Regions from separate parts of the Mus musculus genome. Here region 1 is linked to region 2. Evidence: chromatin contacts called from ENCODE Hi-C or POLR2A ChIA-PET data. All regions are on one chromosome and are shown on one strand. The core of a region is the stretch at or near the end of the contact, and the rest is flanking DNA. Distances in the headings are between cores, read along the strand shown.

Region 1 (6,764 bases), core at 1,150-3,649, 100 kb before region 2:
ACATTTGGACAGCCCGAAGGTTAGTGAATTCACTGAGCTCCATGGCTGCAGTTTAAGTTAGCACCTTTATGTATTCTGAGCAACCCTGCCCCCAAACACTAACCTGAAAGGACTTCCAGAACGCCCACCCTCAAGTGCCCTAACAATGACATCACCACATTACAGTTATAGAAACAAAGCAACAGGAATGCTCAATGTAAAATCACGCAGAAAGCTAGGGAAGAAGGCTTAGCTTGGGGGACAGGCTATTCCAGCTTCCCATCTGAAATGGCTGAAGAAACAATTCACTGGCATGATGATTTTTTTTCTTAAGGAGATACCACTGAGAAACACTACCACTACCACCAAAACAACCAAACCCCACACCGTTTTGTTTTAAAAGATGTAGTTGAAAGAAGAGACACAAGAAACAGTGATATCACAGGTTACAACAATTACCTTGTGACTCACACTTTAAAAACAGAAAAGTAGAAACAAATACCACAGTGGGGGTACTTAACGTGTTGCTTAAATGCTTCCAGTTAATTAGAACTTCAGAGGCTGCCAGGATTCTAGGATGCTGTAAAACACATCAGTTATGACTTTGTTTATGAAAAACCCTGTCTGAAGCTTCCAAGTCCCCGGAGGAAATGAGGGCTATAAATAACTCTATTGACAATCTATTTTAGTAACTGGGAATTTCCATGTCTCCCTGCGGAAAGCAGGAGGTGGGGGTGGGGCGGAGAGCAATTCCTTTTGTTCTCACCCTGAAAGTCATTAGGAGCCTTAGGCCCTCACTGGGGTCCAGGATCCCAGGGGTAAGTCTAAAGTGCCATTGGGGTCTTGCTGTTCAGAGAGTCTTGAGACAGAGGGAAGATTGTCAGTCTTACAAGCTCCTCTTCGGAGCCCTGGGTCACCGTCCAAAGGGTTCAAAAGTGCAAATGGCAGGTCCTGCAAGATTCTCACTTTGAGTCCAGAAGTCTCTTGAGGGTTTCCCATCAGATCCTTCCAACTCCCAAGACCGCAGGTCCAGATCTGGGAAGAAGAGACCACAAACAGGAAAAATAAATAAATCATTGACTAGAACATACATATAACCTCTCAAAGTAGACTGGAGAGAGAAACCACCTTTAAAAAAAATAGTAATCTATGTATCGGGACCAGCAGGGTTCAAAGCCTTTCATGATACACCCTCCCATTTCCCCACTCTAAGTTTCTCTCCAGCACTACTTTAGGACCCCTACCCAACACCCACCCTATGGACCCCAGACAGCTATACTATAATGAAACACTTCATAGGGTGTCAGATGCCCTGGAGCAGGAGTTACAGGCAGCAGTGAGAGAGACAATGGGAACTGAACTTAGGTCCTCTGCAAGAGCTGCAAACCCTCTTAACCACAGAGCTCTCTCCAGGCCCTTTACTTCTGTTTTTAAAGGCTTTGGCAGTTCCAACAAGCTGGCCTACTCTATGCTCTCAGCCAAGTGCATGGCCAAGATGGCTGCTCCCTCATCTCTTGGTTCATTTGTCATATCTACTTGGATAGGCTACAGGGCCCACAATCTTATCAAATGCTAGTCTTGATGTTGCCATGCGCTTTACAGTTATAATTAATGTGTTGTATCAGCTAAATTCTACATAGCTTATATGCCAATATAGCTTCCTTCTAATCAGGTGAGACCTTGAGAACAAATTCCTAGAGATGAAGAAACCCTGCCTGGAGAATGTGATATGGAAACTCTGCCTCTGTTTCGACCTGCTGGCCTACTGCACAAAGGTCAGCCTCACTCTCCCCACAGTCATGGGCACTGACCCTTTAAAATGAATCTACCTGTCTCTTTCCCTCTGCTGCTTTCCCCTCCCCCACTCCAGGCTCTGTTTCTCTGGAGAGACCCTGGCCCCAGGACAACAGGTACCAGGTTTCCCAGCTATCTCATTTCTCTGCCAGTTACTTCACTGTCAGAATGTCAGATAAGGAGGCCTGAGACATTTCTGATTATATGGTTAAATGTCTGTTACAAAATACTCATGATCAAAAAAAAAAAAAAAAAAAAGTAAATAAAAGAAAAATAATTAAAAAACAAAAAACCAAAATACTCATGATCATGTTGACTCAACAAAGACGTTCTAATACCGCAGAGCACGTGGGCATGCGAGAGGATGAGACATTCAGGAGATTATGTGTTCTTGGTGTTCTCAAATATGTCTCTACCCTAAATGATCCATGCCTCGGGCCTCGCTGTTAGCGGTTTGTTTACTTCTAGCCATGAAGCTATAAATAGGTCCCCAGTGTGTGAGTTGGCTAATCTGGTAATTTTTTATCTAGCATTTAATAACTAGCAGACATTCCATAAACACCTCCATGTCTGTCTTCTTGCCAGTGGAGAGTTAGAGTTGAGCTGGCAGGTTGCCCAAGCCCTGTCTGGTCACCTCAGGCCTCCTCCCCTCCTTTCATCACATGCTTGCTTGCTGGAGACCAGAGTTTGTCACCTCTGCTCTCAGGCCCCTCCCACGTCTTCCCTGTCCTGAGTACTTGAAGGAGTCCCACTGAAGAAAGACACTGAGCCTATCGGACCTACACAAGCAGGTGCCTCCGGGTCAAGGATATCATTTTATAGGAATTGGGATTTTCGTTTCTGAAGAAATGGGTATTTTAATCAGGCTCGCCAAGGCGGATGAGAAAATTTGCTGGGTCAAGAAAATCTAATTGCTGATTCAGAGCTCAGTTGTAATCAGACCTCAGTGTGGAACTTCCCGAGTTTGTCCCATGGCTCTGTACCCAGGCTGTGGGCCTACAGTAATTGCTTTCAGATCAATTGCTGGTAGGCGTGGGAAAAAGTCTGAGAGCCCATGTTCATTCTTTTCCATCGAATTTTGTACTGAGGATTGCTATCTCTTACGGATGAGACAAAGGCTTCCTGGGGTTGTTTTTGATGTGTTTATAAAAAGATAAGGAGAGGGGGGATATGTTCTATGGAGATGTAGTCAGGTATGGGGGAAAGCAGTGCCTCTGAGGGCCCATGCTGAGGCATCCCTTCCCCCTGAGGGACCAGCCACAGGACAGTATAGTATAAAATAGAGTTTATTTGGGGCATGGTCAGGGGAGTTAAGAGGGTAGTAGAGGCTGGGCGTGGTGGCGCACACTTTTAATCCCAGCACATGGGAGGCAGAGGCAGGCAGATTTCTGAGTTCGAGGCCAACCTGGTCTACAAAGTGAGTTCCAGGACAGCCAAGGGTATACAGAGAAACCCTGTCTCAAAAAACAAAACAAAAATAAAACAAAACAAAAAACAAAAAAAAAAGAGGGTAGTAGAGTCAGAGAAAGGCAGAGAGAGAGAGAGAGAGAGAGAGAGAGAGAGAGAGAGAGAGAGAGGAGGCTGGTCATGAGCATGTGGAGGGAGAGGGGGAGGGGGGAGAAGTGACAAGAGGACAGAGCAAGATCAAGAGAGTAAGAGTAAGAGAGGAGCAACAGAGAGAGGAGAGGGCAAGAAGCCCCTTTTATAGTGGATCAGGCCTACCTAGCTGTTGCCAGGTAACTGTGGAGAGGAGCTTAGACAGAACACTAACAGTTTTCATAACTGGTGGGTTTGGAATTGTGGTGCTATACACAGCAGCTTGAACATGCCAAGCTTCTGACACAGAGGTATTTCAAAGTCTTCTGATTGCTCTATATCATTTTGGTCAACTCAAGTGCCACATCACATGAGTGCTAAACCATAAAAGAAGGGGATCTTACCAAGAAAGGTAAACATTCCATTTGTCCCACATAACTCACGTGTGGCCATTCCCCTGCAAGCTTTATACCAGGCAAGGAAAAAATGATCAGGGTGAGGCAAGAGGAAAACCTGGTTCAGGCTGATTTGATTGTAGCGGGTGATGAACCAGGATTTCTAGAGTCTGTCCCAGATCATTTTACTTTAGCCATATTTAAGCACAGCACAATTTAAAAAAAAAAAGTATTCAGAGAACAATGAACTCAGTCCCGAGTATATAATAATTTAAGCCATGCTTACACTGAGATTCTTTACAAAACACATCTGGCTTCTTTCACAGGAATAGGTACTGTTGACTCAGAGACAGTGCCCGAGATTTAGGGTCTAGGTAAGAATGGCCGAGGTAAACATAAGGCCTGTGGGTGTCAGCATTGGCCTGGCCCTAAGATAGCACAGGTGACATCCCACATGAGGATGGGTTTTGTGGTCTAAAAGTCATTACTCAAGGTTTGAAGGGGGAGGGTATTGTCTGGAAGAAATGAAGTCTGGGAGATACGAGCAGAGCCTGTCTCATCAGACAGCAAGGGATCGCCAGGTTATAAAACTCCATCATTCCTGGCGTTCCAGGAAGAGCATCTATCTGCACACCTCATTCCATCGAAGAGGCAAGCCGTGTGTTTACCTTTCCTGGCTTCTTCAGTGCTTATCTGTGTGCACAAGGCCTTTCTTCGCTCTACACCCAAGCCTATGCGGGTCCCAGAAGCCCTGATTTGAAGCCCTACGCCTTCCACTCAACCAGCCTGCAGGAGTGTGGAACCCTCCCTTCTGACAACCACAGCACATCCTGTCTCTTGCGCTGGTTCTAGCTGTGAGCCTGCCAACGCCATCAAAAGACGTCATTGCTCCTGCTTCATTGCTGACAGCTCATAGTCCCATAATGTATTCCTGGTTTTTTTTTTTTTTACATAATTTAAAAATTTTGTTCTTTTCTTATATATTACACCCAACCACCGTTTACCCTTCCTCTTTCCCTCATTTCCTTTCCCCACTCCATCCCCCAATCCACCCTTCCTCCATTTCCCTTCAGAAAAGGGTAGGCCTCTAAGGGTTATTAACCAAACATGACATATCAATTTGCAATAAGACCGGGAACCTCCCCATCTATTAGGGCTGGACTGGCAACCCAGTAGGAGGAAAAGGGTCCCAAAAGCCGGCAAAAGAGTCAGAGACAGCCCCCATTCTCACTGTTAGGAGTCTCACGAGAAGATCAAGCTACACAACCATAACATATATGCAGAGGGCCGAAGCCAGACCCACGCAGGCCCCCTGGTTGTCAGTTCAGGCTCTGTGACCTTCTATGAGCCCTGGTTAGTGGATTCTGTAGTTTTCTTGCGGTGTCCTTGACCCCTCTGGCTCCTGCAGTCCTCCCTCCCTGCTTTCTGTGCTTAGTGGATTCTGTGGTTTTCTTGCGGTGTCCTTGACCCCTCTGGCTCCTGCAGTCCTCCCTCCCTGCTTTCTGGAGGATTCCCTGAATGCTCCCTAGTGTCTGGCTGTGGGTCTTTGCATCTGTTCCCATCAGTTGTTGCATGAAACCCCTCTGATGACTTTAGTATGGAATATTTAAAAACCTCCAACTTATCAAATGGGGCATTTAGAAAGAATTTTTTTTTAATCAGAATTTTGTTTTGGCTTTGTAATGAATAGTTTTTTTAAAAAAAAATTATTGATTTGTGTGTGTGTGTGTGTGTGTGTGTGTGTGTGTGTGTGTGAATCATGTACTCCAACCCCATTCATCTTCCTGTCCCTTAGTATCTACCTCTGCTCTTGCAACCTTTACCCCAGAATAAAATAAACTAGAATAAAGTAAAATACCAAAAAAAAAAAAAAAAAAAACCAAAATAAAACCCTTGCTGTGGAAGCTATAGTGTGTCATAGTGTGTCTGTCCCACAGTCCCACAGAACTCCCTTTGGTCCACTCTATTTACTTGCAAATGAACATTGCCATGAGACTTTGGTCTGGTTCATGGCTTCTGGCTCCTGCTGGACCCTTACAGGGACTCCTTTGGACAGCCTGTTGTTGCCCTGTGTCATGGAGACCCTGCAGCTTTAGATTTGTAGGAGCATCCCTACAGTTCCAGCAGTTCAGAGTTGAGGTCAAGCCAATTCAAAACCCTACATCTGAGCCTGGGTGGTAGATGAGTTGGTCAGCCTCTCTGCTCTCCTGTACACTCACCACCAGGGCAAGCTCTCTAACACTTCCTGGCTAGCTCACCCAATCTACAGCAGGCAAGGTGCAGGGCCAGCTCTTTTGCAGGGGCCCAGCTCTACTCTGCTACCCAGGCAAGGTGCAGGACACCCTCTCTGGGTACTGTAGCCAGTGAGAAGTAGGGTCAGCTCTCCTGCTCTCATGATTTGGGGGCCAGCCCTTCCACCTGAAGTAGTTGGTGAGGGGCAAGGGGGCATTTCTCTTTTACCCATGCTGCCCCATGTCAGACAAGTGATGGGGCCAGTATGCCTGCTCCCCTATCACCAGGATAATCTCTATTCTGCTGCCCAGATGAGGCACATGGCCTACTCTCCTACCTGGGGGCTGCAGCTGGTGAGGGGCAGGACCATCTCCTGCCCTCCTGCCACCATGGTCAGCTCTTCTGAACCCACGGCACCAGAGCCGTCTCTCGCACACTGCCTACGTAAGGGATGGTATGGTTGCCAGCTCAGCATAGTGCTTGAACATCAACGTGGCCTCAGGCAGCCCAGACCAGGGTCGTCTGCATGGCCTTTTATTGTAGTCTCCCCCAGCCTGAACCTGAAGCAGGCTGGTACAGACCTTGTCACCACTGAGGTGGGGCCACCTGCGGTGCAGCTTTCTGACTTGACTGTCTTCTTTTGAAGTGTCAACTGCCCTGAGATTCTGCTACCTATCTTCCTGAGACATTCCTGAATAAGCAACCAAGTGCTGACAGCATGGCGACATGGCGACAAAGCACCAAGGATGCAAGGATGGACTGGGGGGGTGGGGCGCGGGGGAGGACATGGGCCTTCCCCCTTATAAGCACACTCTCTTAGTAAACTCA
Region 2 (6,674 bases), core at 3,372-5,871:
AGCTAAAACCTGCTTTAGGCAAAGCTTCAAAGCAAAGAGCATCCAATTTTCACTTTCACTTTTCAATGCTTCCTCCCCATTAAAATCTCACCTCTGCCTCGCACCTATTCCACATGATAAATCTTTTCCCCAGTAAAGACAGTACAGTGGTAACAGCTATGGGAAGGAAGGAGACTTCCATCTGGCCCGGTTACTCTAAGGTCTGGATGTCTGAATGCTAGTGTCCCCTCCGCTGAACACTTTCCTAATTCACTCGGCAAACACTGAGTATCTCCTCTGAATCTGGCACTATTTGGGGCACTGCTGAAGCAGCAGGTGGGAAACAGGAGCCATTCTTCCATGAAACCGGTGTCTAAAGGAGTGGGCTCAAAGGTGAGCGCTACATTCCAGCCAGTCTAATAGTTTACATTTTCTGCTTCTGTGTTATTCGCATGTTTACAACGTTCATGGGAGAGTAGGTCTTCCCTTACCGTCTCTCTGACCTGTGTGCTCATTCACAGTCAATCTGAAAGGTGTATAAAGCTGACGAGGACGGCTTCTGCATCCTAGCCTCTGAACTCAGTGAGAAAACTATACATCGGTCAAGAGGAAGACGGATGAGAGTCTCACATAGCTCGAAGGATAATCAATAAAAGCGGAAAGAACGCTCTCGATAAGAAAGTCCATGGAGGATCTGTGATACCATTTGGACCTTCTGCTCTACCAAAATTACAGACTCCTCATAGGTAGCATTAGTGAAGATACAGGGATTTCTTGACCTTTCCTGGAAAGGATGTGAAATTGTATAGCTTCTTAAAGGTCAATTTTGTAATCTCTTAAAACTTTAACTGTGCATGTCGTATGATCTCTCTATTCCTGTCTTGGAAATTCATCTTAGAAAATATAAGTCATATGTAACAGAGATGACACAGCCAACAACAGTCCCAGACTTGAAATACCCCATGTATTAGCTAATAAAACTGTGTATACTCAAAATACCGTGACGGATAACTGTGTATACTCAAAATACCGTGACGGATAGATTTCAGTATATGCACAGGGGATGAGTTTGCAGAGAAGTAGGAAGGAGCTTAGAGGGTAGTATATAAACAAAAATATTCTTGTGTCGTAGAACAACCCCACTTCTCTTGAAGACACTGCCTGACAGTGATTATCTGCAAAGGTAATTGTGGCTTTTATAGGGAAGACAGGTAAGTTCTTACACATTTATACTTAAAAAAAAGTTTTGTTTTTTTTTTTTTTACTTATTTTATGTATGTGAGTACACTGTCACTGTCTCTAGACACACCAGAAGAGGGCATCAGATCCCATTACAGATGGTTGTGAGCCACCATGTGGTTGGTGCAGTTTGAACTCAGTACCTCCGGAAGAGCAGCCAGTGCTCTTAACTGCTGAGCCATCTCTTTAGCCCACATTTATACTTTTTTTAAAGGGAAAGAGATAGAAAAGGAGAGATGAAATAGCAAATTTTTTCTTCATTTTTTTGTGTGTGTGTCCAATTTTCAAATGAGTGAATAATCATTTTACTTATTAGGAAAAATAAATCATTACACCTATCGAATTTCTTGTGAGGGACCCTGAAACGGAGCTCAGACGTTGTCACTGAGGTAGAGTGACCATTTCAGTTTATTTTTATGGTTGGATATTGTTGGTGTTGTTATAAAAACGAATGTAGGCACATTACACACATTCTCCTCTAGGGACCGTTTGGTAATATTGGCTAACATATTTATTTGGTTGCCAAAGCTTGCTTGGGACGAAGGAGAGCTGTTACTGATGTGATGAAATAGAGGCCCGAGATGCTGCCAAGACCCTGCCCTGCCGCCTTCCCCCCCTCCCGCCCCCCGCCCCGCCCCAAGGTGACAGACACTGAGATGGCCTACAGCACCACCAGTGCCAAGCTGGAGAAACGGTGACCACTCTCAGCATGTCTGTCAATAGTTTCTGTTCAGCCATTTTCCTCTACACTTTTAAAGATTGATTTATTTTATGTGTAAGAGTGTTTTGTCTGGGACTGGAGGGATGGCTCAGAGGTTAAGAGCACTGGCTGCTCTTACCAAAGTCCTGAGTTTAATTCCTAGCAACCATATGGTAGCTTACAACCAACCACCTATGAGACCTGGTGCTCTCCTCTGCCCTTCAGGTGTACACGCAGGCAGAACCCCATATAAATAATATAGAAAGAAATCTGTTTTGGGGTTTTGTTTTTGTTTTTTAAGAATGTTTTGCCTGCTTGTACATCTGCTTGCCATATGTGTGCCTAGTACCTCTGAGGTATCTCTCCAGCCCCCGTTGTCTCACACATGTAATAGCCATTTTTAAAATGTAAGATTATGGCATAATTTCCCCAAGTCTTGTATTTAACAGGCCCCTAACACGGAGCGCCTTTGCTGTTATGTGTTGTCCCTTTTTTCAGAGTCACAAATATGTGTGTGCTTGGCCAATGTTTGGGCGAGTACCAGTTGTGTACCAGGTCCAAGTTTAGGCTTGAATTATAGATTTCCCTAAGGAGATCTGCGGATCTAGGGAGAAAGACTATGGCAACTGATACCACTACATCTTTGTGCAGCACAAACATTACTTTTTAGATCCCCCCATTCAATTCTTGAAAAATGCAACTTGATTTGTTTAAATAAATATTTAGCTCTCAATAATTACCTGATTACTTATTTTGACTGTTAAGGTCATAGCCTTCTTGCTGATTATTATGAATCATTGATGTTAGAAAAGGGCAGATGCAACAGCATCTGAGAGACTGGGGGAAGAGGCTAGCCTGGGCTACATAGTGAGACTCTGTCTCAAACAACAACAAGAGCATGAAAATAAAAACAAACAACAACAACAAAACAAAAAATAAACAAACCAAACCAAACCAAGGACATTTACAAAAAGAGCAAAATCAAATGACTCATTATTAATCATATCTCTCCAGTTCATCTGCCCAAGCAGATGAGGCAGGATGACATCCAGGCCTGTGAGGACACAGTGACTGTTGCAATGAGGCCCTGGGAGAAATGGCCAAGCCGAGTACTAGACAGTCACAATGAGGTACATGATATCCACTGAAGACTGTACCTAATTTTTCCTACGTTGATGGCAGACTCAGTTGGAACAGTTATCTATTGCTTATGAGTCTGCTTTAAAGCTTAGTATAAAGTCTGAAAGGTGATGGGTTGGGTCTGATAGTCACCTTCTTCAGTATCATATCCTCCCCTCCCTGGCTCTCAGGGTGCAGGTGTGAGCAGTAGATCAAAAGGGGAAATTCAGGGACCATGTAAATCAGCATGGCCTTTGACCTCTAAACCTGCACCTCTTACATGGGCTAAGAGTCCAGGGTCACCTTCTCCCTCCCTCCGGCAAGAAACTGTAACCTTTCACAAATTCCCAGACAAGAGCTGAGAGCCTTTCACAGAACAGAGTTTAAAGTAAAGAAGTGACGCTCATTCAAGATGGGGAAATAGGTTTGTCCCAGGGGAAGTCCAGATGAAGATCTTGGAACGCCACTTCTTTATCTTCCCATGGGGGGGGGGGGCACGGGGGGGGATGGGGGGGGGAAGAGTGCCTGGGGCGGGGAGGGGAAGCAGATGCAAACTTCCTTTCTCAAAAGAGTGAAAATTTACCCAGTTTTCAAATTCTATCAAATGATCCTGAACCCTGTGCTCAAATCCATCCCTTCTCCATCCCTCCTTAGAGCAGCATATAACCACTATCATGTCTTCCTATCTATGATGCTCAGCTGGGAAAGGTGAATATTTTCCCTGTATAAAGTTCTCCTTAAACACCGCTTGGTCACTATCATCATCAGCTGCGGATACTTTCTGGAATGTATTCTCAGGTTGTTGTTTTTTTTTTTTCTACACAAAGGCCTTTCAGACACTCAAACATAATGAAGTACTTATACATATAAGAGTTTATCTAAATGAAATACCTAGCCATATTCCAGACAGTCACATACACAGATGGTCAGTGGATGACTGAGCTAGTAAGGCACTATTACTAACCTGTGCATTCCTCAGTGGGAGAGTGATGCCCTTTAATAACCCAGCACAATGGAATATAGCAATTAAAAAAAAACTGGCTAAGTAATTCATAGGAAAGCACCTGTAATAATTTATTTTTAAAAAAAGATAGAATATTGTACTTTCACCTCTTATGACAACCCCAACCTAAACTTTAACATAGCCTAGGTCACTGTATCTAAGAACTGTTTGGGACATTTTCTTCCAAAAATCCTTTAGGTTCTCTGGGCAGATAGAATGAAAATCTTAAGCTCCAGCATCCTAGACCTCGACAGAGGAAGGGACCTCCGGAGATGCTTCAAGTGGAAAGACCCAGTCATTGCTAGCAAACAGTCAAGTCGCGCTAGGACCAATTAATTCATCTCTTCTGACCCAGCTACCTACCCACAAGATCCATAAACACACAAAACTGCGGATTCTGAGTTCTTAACTTTCCCAGGAAACCGGTTCCCTTCTCCGTCCTAAAAAGGTCTAGGGATTCTGGCTCTTTAAAGTGCCCTGCAAGCGGATTCCGCGAGAAGATGCTCCCTTACCTGCAGGCGAGGAGACTGGCCCGCGACGTGCAAGTGCAGCCTGGCATGAGGCTTGGGGACCACGATTTCCTGGTCTTATCTCGAGTTCAGAGCCCCGCCCACTCCGCGGAAGCCTTGTCCAACCTCCGCTGTCTGTGAAACCGAAGCCACCCAGTCCCTTTGAGCATGAGTTTATCTCATAGTATTTCCTGCGGATGACTTTAGAGTCAGCTTTGGGATATTCACAGTTTAAGAAAAAACGAAACTAGGCTTCGGTGCGGTGACACACGCCTTAATTCCAGTACTCAGGAGCCAGTGGCAGGTGAGTCTCTGGTCTATAGAGAGAGCTCCAAGACAACCGGGCTGCTACTGAGAGGCTGTCGATAAAAACAAAAACAAACAAACACTATTTAAAAACGAAACTAAAAGTGAAAGTGAAACCTGCATTAGCTTTCTTGTAAATCAGGTTCCCTCAAAGAAACAGTCCAGAGTAAACAACTCAGCTCTATTTTGGGTGGGAGTGGAACCTGAGGTCGGGGGTGGGGGTGGGGGGGAGCGTGTGCTTGGAGATCCACATAGGTTGCCTTCCTCTACAGCTCCCACCTTGATTTTTGAAAGAGGGTCTCTCTTACCTAACCTCGGGCTCGCAGCTGGCCAAACTAGCCGGCCAGCGTGGTCCAGGGATCCCCATCCGCGCCCCTGCTGCCAGGGCTAGGGTCTCAGAAATGGGCCATCACTGCATTTATTATGGGTAATGAGGACCCGAATTTCAAATCTTCAGGCTTGAGCAGTGAGCGCTTTAGAAGCAAAATATCTGAAGTCATAAGATCTCTGACTTAAATTTTATCTTCAGAATCCAGACACTTCAAATTACCATCCGATTCCCCATCTCTTTCAAGCCCTTTCTGGATACGTGGATACGTGACAGTCTTGACATGACTTTACATATAGAGTTATACAACCTATAGAGTTAATATCAAGCAAATGACTCAGTTTTAATTCTAGAAAGTAGGTGTGTCTGTATAATAGGAAATATATTTTTAAATCGTGGATTTGGTGACTTCCTCAAAGTTCCTCGACATAATGAAACCAGTTGTCTTGCCGTTCAAGAACTTCCCATCTCGAACCGTGCCCTTTGTGAACGCTGTGGATCACGGCCAGTCTCGGGATCCAGGTGGGGGAAGTCTATTCTAAATGATGTTGAGAAAGACTTTCTGCGAACTGGAAGTGTGGACTTTTTCCAAGACAAAACCTTGGGAACTCCACAGAGCACTGTCATCTTTAAACATTTCACTGTTGGACTTCAAGGGCCTTCTTCATTCTCTGCTTTCCCCCACTTACTTACTAAAACTACTATTCCAAAGTAGTGCACTGGGTGAATACTGGGGTGTCCGCTGGCTTAGTTGTAATGAGATTTTCACATTCTCAAAGCATCTCCATTTTTAACTTGGAAGTCATTGGGGTTGATGCTGCCTAAAGGATCTATAGAGAATGTGGCACTCTAAACAGCAACAATAAAATTGGAATAAGACCAGAGCCTCAGCTGAGATAGTCCCTCTTCCAAATGTCTTTTGAACCCCAATAATAGAATAAAGCAATTAAAGTTAGAGATAACATTAGTTGGCTGACTGAAAATAAAATATAGACTTTATATGTGGAAATTCAGTCTAAACATATGTGTGTGTATATACACGTGCACAGACAAAACATATTTCTAGTTAATAGGTTTGTGTTTGTTTGTTTGTTTGTTTGTTTTTGGTTTTTCGAGACAGGGTTTCTCTGTGTCCTGGAACTCTGTAGACCAGGCTGGCCTCGAACTCAGAAATCCGCCTGCCTCTGCCTCCCCAGTGCTGGGATTAAAGGTGTGCGCCACCACGCCTGGCCAAGCTTTATGATATGTTAGTATGGTTGTGACTATTCAGATCTGTAAAAAATTCACTTTAGAGACCCACTCCTTAGCTGAGTTCCCTTGGTTCCATAAGGATCTGAGAGGTGAGGATTAAGCCACACCCCCTTAGTAGTCTCTATGATATGTGAATTCCTTCTAAAGCTAGAAGAGGTGAGGTGGTTTGGTTTTGTTTGTTTTGTTAAAGCATTGCTTACAGTCTACATAAATTCTCCACAGAGAAGGCAAGGGGTGACT

The links. Hi-C counts contacts between places; a loop is a spot of excess contacts on that map. ChIA-PET counts read pairs that join two places held with the same protein, here RNA polymerase II (POLR2A).
Region 1: POLR2A ChIA-PET joins it to region 2 with 13 read pairs in Patski. The contact joins the enhancer-like site here to the promoter of Cd274 in region 2. A Hi-C loop is called at or near these places in 3 of 37 maps with a recorded cell type or tissue (Patski, T-helper 1 cell and T-helper 2 cell). POLR2A ChIA-PET finds 5 or more read pairs at or near these places in 1 of 5 experiments (Patski).

The regions. Positions count from the first base shown.
Region 1 is chr19:29,464,766-29,471,529 of GRCm38, reverse strand. It overlaps Pdcd1lg2 (programmed cell death 1 ligand 2), which reads right to left. Exons shown (of 6, transcript NM_021396.2): 6 at 1-1,014. Among named protein-coding and RNA genes, the nearest start is that of A930007I19Rik, 54 kb to the left of the region's middle. Within about 2 kb of position 2,399, at least 2 of the 3 ENCODE cell types and tissues checked have a DNase peak (open chromatin) inside an H3K27ac peak, as active enhancers do.
Region 2 is chr19:29,365,385-29,372,058 of GRCm38, reverse strand. Cd274 (CD274 antigen) reads right to left here and starts at 4,621. Exons shown (of 7, transcript NM_021893.3): 1 at 4,553-4,621. It also overlaps a transcript of Plgrkt not described here.